Regions from separate parts of the Homo sapiens genome. Here region 2 is linked to region 1. The links are chromatin contacts, found by Hi-C or POLR2A ChIA-PET in ENCODE. All regions are on one chromosome and are shown on one strand. Each heading gives the region's core, a stretch centred on a gene start or an enhancer-like site at or near the end of the contact. The rest is flanking DNA. Distances are from core to core; before and after follow the strand shown.

The links. Hi-C counts contacts between places; a loop is a spot of excess contacts on that map. ChIA-PET counts read pairs that join two places held with the same protein, here RNA polymerase II (POLR2A). Pooled maps may share reads with other maps.
Region 2: a pooled map shows a loop between it and region 1 (2.7-fold over the local background). The contact joins the enhancer-like site here to the promoter of APOL6 in region 1. A Hi-C loop is called at or near these places in 2 of 50 pooled maps. POLR2A ChIA-PET finds 5 or more read pairs at or near these places in 4 of 52 experiments (A549, H1 and WTC11).

What each region holds. Positions count from the first base shown.
Region 1 is chr22:35,646,372-35,651,272 of GRCh38, forward strand. It overlaps APOL6 (apolipoprotein L6), which reads left to right and starts at 2,075. Exons shown (of 3, transcript NM_030641.4): 1 at 2,075-2,252. RefSeq lists an enhancer at 1,780-2,079.
Region 2 is chr22:35,580,273-35,585,173 of GRCh38, forward strand. LOC107985590 (a long non-coding RNA gene) reads right to left here. Exons shown (of 5, transcript XR_007068163.1): 4 at 628-739. Among named protein-coding and RNA genes, the nearest start is that of MB, 35 kb to the right of the region's middle. RefSeq lists enhancers at 264-763, 2,738-3,239 and a silencer at 2,979-3,058. Within about 2 kb of position 2,148, at least 5 of the 41 ENCODE cell types and tissues checked have a DNase peak (open chromatin) inside an H3K27ac peak, as active enhancers do.

The DNA of each region.
Region 1 (4,901 bases), core at 825-3,324:
GCCTCCCGAGTAGCTGGGATTACAGGTGCCCGCCACCACACATAGCTAATTTTTGTATTTTTAGTAGAGACAGGGTTTCACCATGTTGGTCAGGCTGGCCTCAAACTCCTGACCTCAAGCGATCCACCTGCCTCAGCCTCCCAAAGTGCTGGCATTACAGGCGTGAGCCACCGCGCCCGGTCCGAGAGTGTGTTTTAAATCACAAGAGACTAAGGGGCCTTCAGGCAAGTTTGTTTCTTTTCAGCAGGTCTTGGGTCCCTTGAGGGAAGGGAAGTGGACTCTAGGAAATTAAGCGACTCCCTACTTTTGTTCATCTGAGCTATAGGGTGGATGTTTTCTGTCCCCTTACATAAGCAGCACTTCCTGCATTTGGCTACAGAACATTTTTCTCACATGGCATCTCTTGGGGCGATTGTTTCACAAGAGCCCTGGTGGTAAACACTGCCCCCATCCAATGGCCGGTCTGGCCCCTGAGACTCCCAGGACCGAGCAGTGACCACAACATCTGGGTCCGTTGCCAGGGAAAACAACAGGCAGGCCTGGGATGGCTCAGCGGCCCCAGCCAGGCAGCCAAGTCCTCCTCAAGGTCAGGCTGTGTTTAGCGTGTTCCCCAAGTGTGGGAGGCCAGGAGCAGGGGTGGGTTGTGGAATCCGGGATGCCACGGTTGGAAAGGCCCCTACAAGACCCAACTCAGCAGCCCTTAACCCCTCATTCCTGCTCGTAGGGCCCAGGGACAGGAGGTGGCCTCTATCACAGCAAAGCCAGGACTGGCTAGGTGGGCCGCACCTTCTGCAAAGCAACAGCCTCCAATGTGGTCTCAGCTAGGGGTGGTGACTGGGGACTTCTGGGCATATAAATACAAACAAACCACATGGCTTCTGATCACAATTTGACACAAATGCTAGAGAGACACAGATCTCAGCCCGTAACCTCACTGTGGGCTCATTCTTGTAGACACAGAGCCTAGGACTGGTTCTTAGCTGTGTAATCACAAACAACCCACAACTTCTAGAAGCCTGGGTTTCCTCTTCCTTAAAGTGGGAGACAGAGTATCACAATCCTATATCTCCAATCCTTGAGGCCAGATGCATGTCAGAGTTCCTGATTTGGGGGATTTTTAGAAAGGTAATGGGGTGCAGGTATCGTGTACTATGTAACCCACGCACCCGCAGCAGCCCTCCTCAGTCAAACATATTAATATTTCTGCAGTGACTGTAAATATTCAAATTAAGCAGGAGACATAAAAACCACAGGTGAATTCATGCCAGATCAGGTCAGGTTTTGCCACTAAATGAATAAATTATCATTTTTTTTTAAGTTTTCATTCTGAGGCCAGGTGCGGTGGCTCACGCCTGTAATCCCAGCACTTTGGGAGGCCTAGATGGATGGATCATTTGAGGTCAGCAGTTTGAGACCAGCCTGGCCAACATGGCAAAACCCCATCTCTACTAAAAATACAAAAATCAGCCGGGCGTGGTGGCAGGTGCCTGTAATCTCAGCTACTAGGGAGGCTGAGACAGGGGAATAGCTTGAACGTAGGAGGCGGAGGTTGCAGTGAGCCGAGATCGTGCCATTGCACTCCAGCCTGGGCAACAGAGCGAGACTTCATCTCAAAAAACAATAATAATAATAATAATAAAATAAAGTTTCCATTTTCAGAGGATTCTGCATTCAGAGTTATTAGCCCTTTAATGCTGTGCACCTCATAGGGTTGTTACCCACATCAGCGTCACGTAAGATGCTGTGGAGGAAAGCAGTTTCAGAACAATCAGTGATGACAGCTACTGTGAATCCACTATTCAACAGGCGCCCCATCGCTTGCTCATGGGCTCCTCACCATAGCTCTAAGCCACAGGAGCTATTTTCATACCCCATATAGGTCCATCCTATAACACAGCCAGGACAGAGACGAGAGACTCAGGCCTCCTGACTTGGATTCTGCTCTTTCACCTCCTTGTTCATCCAATTAGAGAAACTGGCAAAAAGGAAACTGAAAGTGACAGCTGGAGCCCATGATTTCCTGGAAGAGCCCTAGAGCTTTGCTTTTTCTCTCCTGCAGCACTTAACCGAAACCAGTTTTGCAATCAATTCCTGTTCAAAGGCCACCCTACTCTTCCTATCCGTCTTTCTCCAGCCCAGACACTCACAGCCCCCTGCCAGACCAGGGGACCTCGGAGAGGCAAGGACAGAGGTTCAGGATCTTCCTCTCCCTCGGGACCCAAGGCCACAAAGGAGAGCTCCGTGGAGAGAAGGTGAGACGGCGGGCAGAAGTCGGGGGAGGAGGGGGCTGCCGCTCTGGTCCCTGAAGGACAGAGCCCCCAAGGGGTTGGCTTTAGGCACCTGACTCAGGGAAAAGAGCTGCTGTGAAAGCAGCGGGGTTCAAATGCCAGCCAGAGCTTGAGGAGAGTCTGAGGATTAACTTCTCCTGTGTTAATCCTGGTAGGTTTCCCTCCCTTACAGCCATTTCAGGGTTAAATTGAAACATGCTAAAGCATGCGATGTGACTAGCCAAGTTGCATTTGTCCCTCCACTGCTGGGGATCCGAGGGCTTAGGCAGAGGGGACCTGGCCCTTAGAAAGCAGATGATTACATCAGCCACAGGCGTTTCCCTAGAAATTCAGTAGAGGAGTGGTTTAGGGGTGTCATCTCACAAGAAAAAAGGTGCTGGGTGAGTTGTCTAGAAACTGCAAAGCCAACCTACAGAGTTTTCTAGATTGTAGATTTATGTGAAGTTGTTTGGGGAAGAGGGTGAGGGAGTTTGTGATAAATATTAGGGCGACTAGGCCAGGCGCAGTGGCTCATGCCTGTAATCCCAGCATTTTGGGAGGCTAAGGCAAGCGGATTGCTTGAGCCCAAGAGTTTGAGACCAGCATGGGCAACATAGTGAGACCCCGTCTCTACAAAAAATCAAAAAATAGCTGGGCGTGATGGTGCACACCTGTAGTCCCAGCTACTTGGGAGGGTGCTGAGGTGGAAGGATCACTTGAACCCAGGAAGTCAAGAATGCAGTGAGCAGTGATCGCACCACTGCACTCCAGCCTGGGCAACAGAGTGAGACCCGGTCTCAAAAAAAAAAAAAAAAATCTAGGGAGGTTATCTTGAAGCTGTGTTTTCAAAGTAAGCAGATTTTTCTTACTTAGATTGTGTATCTGCAGAAGTTGGTTTTGTGGGGGAAGGCAGGTAAGGAAAGACTGTCATAAATATCCTGTAAGCTTTCAAATGAAAGTAAGTTCTCAAATCCTCTTCCAATAAACCTCTCACAAGCAAATCCTCTCGCAACCACCAAGAGCAGGTCAGAGGGGATGGAATGGGACCTGCTTAGATGAGTTTCCTGCTGTTACCTTTGCCCTGCATCCCATAGGACTAATGTAAAAAAATGAGAGAGGTATTGGCGGACGCTGGTAAAAAATGGGGTTCCAGACCAGAGTCTCTTACCCCCAGCAACCTTGTCATGTTCAACCAGGTGATCCCTGGTTGTGGGGGCTGTCCTCTGCATCGTAGGGTGCTTGGCAGCATCCCTGGCCTCTGCCCTCTACATACCAACAGCAGTACCCTCTCCAGCTGAGACCATCAAAAATGTTTCCAGATATTAGCAGTGTCCCTGAGGAGCAAACACGCCCTGTTTGGGACCAACTACTCCAGACTCTGCGTGGCTGGAATTGCACAGGCTTTCCTGCTTACTGTGTGACACTGGCCTCCCTATGTCTCAGTTTGCACCTCTGTAAAATGGGCATCATCTTAGCACCGATCTCACTGGGTCACTGTGTAAAGCAGGTAGATGTATGTCTGGTGAAAGTAAACTCTTAAAGGTGCCAAGCCCCCTAAACCAAACCTAGCTTCACATACCAAAGAGGGGAGAAGGTTTTTATCTTTGAAGCATTCATTCTTTTTCATAGACTACCCCAAAGAAATAACCAAACATGTAGACAGACGTCTATATAAGGATTTTAACCAAAAATTATAAATACAAAATTTTAAAATAACTGAAAACAACCCAAAGGTTCAACAGTGAGAGAGTTATTGAATGTGTAATGATACATTCGTAAAATGAAATGCGACATGGCTTCTATGTATCGCCTGGGGAACTACTAAGATACAATGTTAGGTGACAAGAATTCACACAAACTACATGAACAGCATGCATTTCCATATGGTGAGCGTAAGGTGGATTTTATAATTTATTTCTAAATTTTCAACCTTAAACTTGTATTCATGGCTATAAGTGAATGAATGAATGAATGGCTATAAATGAATGGCTATAAAAATTTGTGTCCTGGGCTGGGCATGGTGGCTCATGCCTGTAATCCCAGCACTTTGGGAGCCCGAGGTGGGTGGATCACCTGAGGTCAGGAGTTCAAGACCAGCCTGGCCAACCTTGTGAAACCCCATCTCTACTAAAAATACAAAAATTAGCCGGGTGTGTTAGTACGTGCCTGTAATCCCAGCTACTTGGTAGGCTGAAGCAGGAGAATCGCTTGAATCTGGGAGGTGGAGGTTGCAGTGAGCCAAGATCATGCCATTGTACTCCAGCCCGGGCAACAAGAGCAAAATTCAGTCTCAAAAAAAAAAAAAAATTTTTTTAAAAATAAAGAATTTGTGTCCCTTCAGAGTGTGTGAGGGAGGATGTTTTTTTCTAACTTTTTAGAAGTGGAAGGGAAGAGGATGAGAGAAGGGAGGATGAGCTGAGGGAGAAGCTATATCTAGGAAACAGCATTTCTGCCGTAAGCGCTGGACCAAGTACCAAATGTAGAGAAGAGATGCAAAGGAATGTATTGGCTTCCCTAGGGCTGCTGTCAGAAAGCACCACAAACCAGGTGGCTTCAAACAACAGACATTTAGTGTCTCACAGTTCTGGAGGCTGGAAGTCAAAAATCCCAGTGCCAGTAGGGCGCACTTCTGCT
Region 2 (4,901 bases), core at 898-3,397, 66 kb before region 1:
GCCCGTGGGGCCCCTTGGTCTGTCACACAAGCCCAGGGTTCCAGGCTCAATTTAGGATAATCCAGAATAATGCTACCAACTGGCTGCAGATCAGAGGTCAAATTCCTTTTTCTGGGCCCCTCTTTCCTCCCAGCTCCACTGGGACGCTGCCTCCAGGGGACTTCTCACAGCTGTCTGGACCAGACCTGCCTGGGAGGAACAGGGTGAGCGGGGACAGGAAGGCCTCGGACTTTTCCCAGGCTGAAGACCTCCAAGAAGCCACTCTCCCATTCCTCCGCTCCAGCTGGGCAGGCTTCTGATGTGGCTTTCCCAGACCCTGCTGGCCCCTGTCTGCAGCGGATACACACAGAGGAACAGCGCTCAAGAGGGGGAGGGAAGGGCCTTTGAATAGGAGGACTCATGAGGGCTCCAGGCCTGCACACACCCTGTCAGCTTGGGGTGCAGGTTGCAGATCTCTCAGGCAATGCCAGGCCTCAGTTTCCTCACCTGGAAAATGGGTTTGGACTGGATGACTTCACCCAGGATGCCCAGTGCTAGACACTAGAACAGACCGAGCAGCCCAGGACCTTCCCCCAAGTTCGCTCCCTGGACCCCTTTCACCTCTGCAAGATAGGGGCCATTCCCTACCTCTGGCCTCAGTCTCCACCTCTGTAAAATGGGCTGGCTGAACTGGAAGATCCCGGAGGGTCCTTTCCTCTCTGCCATTCTGTTGTAGCTGGAAAAGGAAAACGGGGTAGTGCTGGGAAGGAAAGAACATTTAGTGAGCTGCAACTGTATACCGGGTGTTTTTATACGTTATCTCAGTTCTCTGTGCCTTATTTTCCTATTGCTTCTGTAACAACTTACTATAAACTTGGTAAATTAAAACAACACACATTTATCACCTTATAATTCTAGAGGTCAGAAGTCCAAAACTAGTGTCACTGTGTTAAAGGCGTCAGCAGGGCTGGTTTTCCTTGTCTTTCAAGATAGAATCAATGCTCTCTTCATTCCCACATCACATGGTCTTTTCTCCCGTTTCCTCAGTCTCATCTCTTTCTCTCTCTTTTTTTTTTTTTTTTTTTGAGATGGAGTTTTGCTCTTGTTGCCCAGGCTGGAGTACAGTGGTGCTATCTCGGCTCACTGCAACCTCCCCTTCCTGGGTTCAAGTGATTCTCCTGCTGAAGCCTCCCAAGTAGTTGGGATTACAGGTGCATGCCACCACACCCAGCTAATTTTTGTATTTTTAGTAGAGACAGAGTTTCACCATGTTGGTCAGGCTGGTCTCGAACTCCTGACCTCAGGTGATCTCTCTGCCTTGGCTTCCCAAACTGTTGGGATTATAGGCATGAGCCACCATGCCTGGTCATCTCATCTCTTTCTTCCTACTGCCACATGCCTGCCTCCCTCATAGAAGGATCCTTGTGGGGACATTAGGCTCACCTGACCAATCCAGGATAATGTCCCTATCTCCAGATCCTTAACTTAATTACATCTGCAGAATTCCCTTTGCTGGATAAGGTACGATTCACAGGTATTTGGGGGATTAGGACGTGGGTATCTTTGGAGGACTCTCACTCAGCTTGCCACATCCGTTCACACAAGGCTGTCATGGAGCTCAGCTTCCAACCCCAGTGCCTGTGACTTTGTAGCTGTGTGGCCTTGGGCAATGACCTAACTTCCTTGGCTCTCAGTCTCCTCATCCATAAAACAGAGGTAATGATGAGGATTATTAAGACAGTGCAGGGGCCAAGCACAGTGGCTCACACCTGTAATCCCAGAACTTTGGGAGGCCGAGGCGGGTGGATCACCTAAGATCAGGAGTTGGAGACCAGCCTGACCAACATGGAGAAACCCCGTCTCTACTAAAAAAACAAAAATTAGCCAGGTATGGTGGCAGGTGCCTGTAATCCCAGCTACTTGGGAGGCTGAGGCAGGAGAATCATTTGAACCTGCGAGTTGGAGGTTGTGGTGAGCCGAGATGTACCATTGCACTCCAGCCTGGGCAACAAGAGCGAAACTCCATCTCAAAAAAAAAAAGAGTGCAGAGGACTCTCTGAACACGGGGTCTGCTGCTGCTGCTGAGTGAATGTATACAGTGATAGTAACGCTGATAATGAATCACCCTTGTTTATTGCAGCTACTCGTACCAGACACTGAGCTGAGTGTTGAGTTTATGTAGGTGAGCCACGTTGACATGAGCCTGGCCCTCGTGGAACGTACTAGAGAACCAGGAAGACAGACTTAGAATAAATAGTCACACAAATCATTAGGGAATTATCAGAGCAGCCCAAAGCCACACAGCTGGGAAGAGGAGAAGTGGGTGGGATTCACACCCAAGTCTGTCTGATTCCCAAGCCCTTATTTTTCCATGATACTCCCAGCCTCTTGAGGCTGGTGGAGGCCAAGCCGAGGACCAGAGATGGGAAATGACTTGCCAAAGGTCACACAGTGAGAGAACAGTCCATTGCAGACCCAGATCTCTGGGCATCCTGCCTAAGGCTCCTCCCAGAGGAGATTCTGAGACGTAATACTAAATTACAAAGTAACACTAATAACTAGTGTGGCAGCTAATGCTGTGGAAGCTTGCTCTGTGCCCGGAGGCAGAATGGACATTTTACGTGCCCAGTATCATTCAGTTTCCACGATGCACAGGAGAAGAGACTTGGTACCCTATTTCACAGAGAAAGAACCTGAAGTCTCAAAGGGGTGCTATGAAATGCCTAGGGTCACCAGCGAACTAACTGCTAAGCAGAGAGCCAGGATGTTCTCTAAGAGCAGGGCCTGGCTCAGAACTCCCCAGTTCAAATTTGTCTGACCCCCACCCCTGTCCCTAACTCCTGCACATCCTGCCTGCGCCCACTGGCAGATCTTCAGGGGCTCCTGCCAGTGGGAGGAGGGAGGTGGCTGTGGTCCTTAGGGTGTAATCCCACAGGTGGAATTCCTCCTGAGGTCAGCCTGCAGGGAGACGGGTGACACGCTGGTGCCATCTAGTGGCCTTAAAGAGACATGCTGCTTCCCCCGGGAGCCGCAAGGTACCCCACAGAGATGCAGGGAGATAGTAATACATAAGGTCCTCATCCTCCACCCAGCTGGACCCCGGTAGCAAACTGACAAAGCTGAGCTAAAAGTGTTCGAAATGATCCTCCTCATTTTGCAGCTGAGGAAACAGAGGTTCAGAGAGGAGACCGACACACCCCAGCCCAGTCAGGGGCAGACGCAGGTGGCTGGAGGGACTGGCAGGGAGGTGGGGCTTGCCCTGAGCCTTAGCAGGGAGTCTGTCCAGCCACTGGGAGGCCAGGACAAGACAAGTGAGCTCTTCGTGGAGACTCCAGTTTTGGTCTGGGGATGGGTAGGGGGCACTGGCCTGGGACAAGGAGGAGGGTATGGCTAGTAGGAGCTGGATTATGGGCCAGTGCCTGAGGAAGGGAGGAAGAAGGCTGGTAAGAGACAGAGTGTCCTGGATGATCACCAAGGCTCCTCCGTAGAGAAATCCCATGATCTAAGGCCAAACATGGCTGGAGAAACCCCAGGATTCTTAGAAACAAACATGGCTAATGAAATTCCATCATTCTAAGGGACAAACATGGCTGGAGAAATCCCAAGATTCTAAGAGGCATAGGAACTTGATACATTGTTCATTCCATCAACAAACCATCACTGACCATGCACTCTGGGCCTTCCCCATAAGGGACGCTCAAGACCCACAGACCAACCAGATCTGGTCCCTGCTCTGCCGGATTCCACAGCCCAGTGGGGCAAATAAACAGATGACAGACTCTCAGAACCGGACAAGATAAATTCAAGTGGCCCCCCAGAGGGCCATAGGCTCTGCAGCCAGACAGATCTAGCTGATGATGTTAGCAAAAATAGCGGAAGGGCCGAGCGTGGTAGTGCACATCTGTAGTCCCAGCTACTCCGCAGGAGGATTACCTGAGCCCAAGAGTCAGAGGCTGTAGTGTGCCATGATCACACAGGTGAATAGCCACTGCACTCCAGCCTGGGCAACATAGCAAGATCCTATCTCTCTTTTGTTTTGTTTTGTTTTTGAGACGGAGTCTTGCTCTGTCGCCCAGGCTGGAGTGCAGTGGCGTGACCTTGGCTCACTGCAAGCTCCGCCTCCCGGGTTCACGCCATTCTCCTGCCTCAGCCTCCCAAGTAGCTGGGACTACAGGCACCCGCCACCACGCCTGGCTAATTTTTTGTATTTTTAGTAGAGACGGGGTTTCACCGTGTTGCCCAGGCTGGTCTCGAACTCCTGACCTCAGGTGATCCGCCCACCTCAGTCTCCCAAAGTGCTGGGATTACAGGCGTGAGCCACCGTGCCCGGCCCAATCCTATCTCTGCAAAAAAATTGTGGAGTGGCTAACATTTATTGAGTGCCTACTATATGCCAGGCACTAGTATAAGCACTTTTGATTAGCTAATTTAGTGAAACCCAGACTTTCTCTGACTAGCCATGTGACTTTTGGTAAATTACTTAGCCTCTCCAACCCTCCAGATTCTCGTCTGTAAAACAGGAGCCACGTGCCTACCTTGCTAGGCTATTGTGAGGTTAAAACGAAGTTTTGTGTGTGGGTGTGTGTGTGTATTTGTGTGTTACCTGGAATATAGTAAGTGCTCTATAGATGGTAGCCACCATTGAAATAGTAAGTGCTGTAATGCAGGAATGCCGAAGAGTTCCCACGATCTCATGCCTATCTGGAATTATCCTTTCTTTTTCTTTTCTTTTTTTTTTTTTTTGAGACGGAGTCTTGCTCTGTTGACCAGGCTAGAGTGCAATGGTGTGATCTCGGCTCACTACAACCTCCACCTCCCAGGTTCAAATGATTCTCCTGCCTCAACCTCCTGAGTAGCTGGGATTATAGGCATCTGCCACCACGCCCTGCTAATTTTTTATATTTTTTAGTAGAGATGGGGTT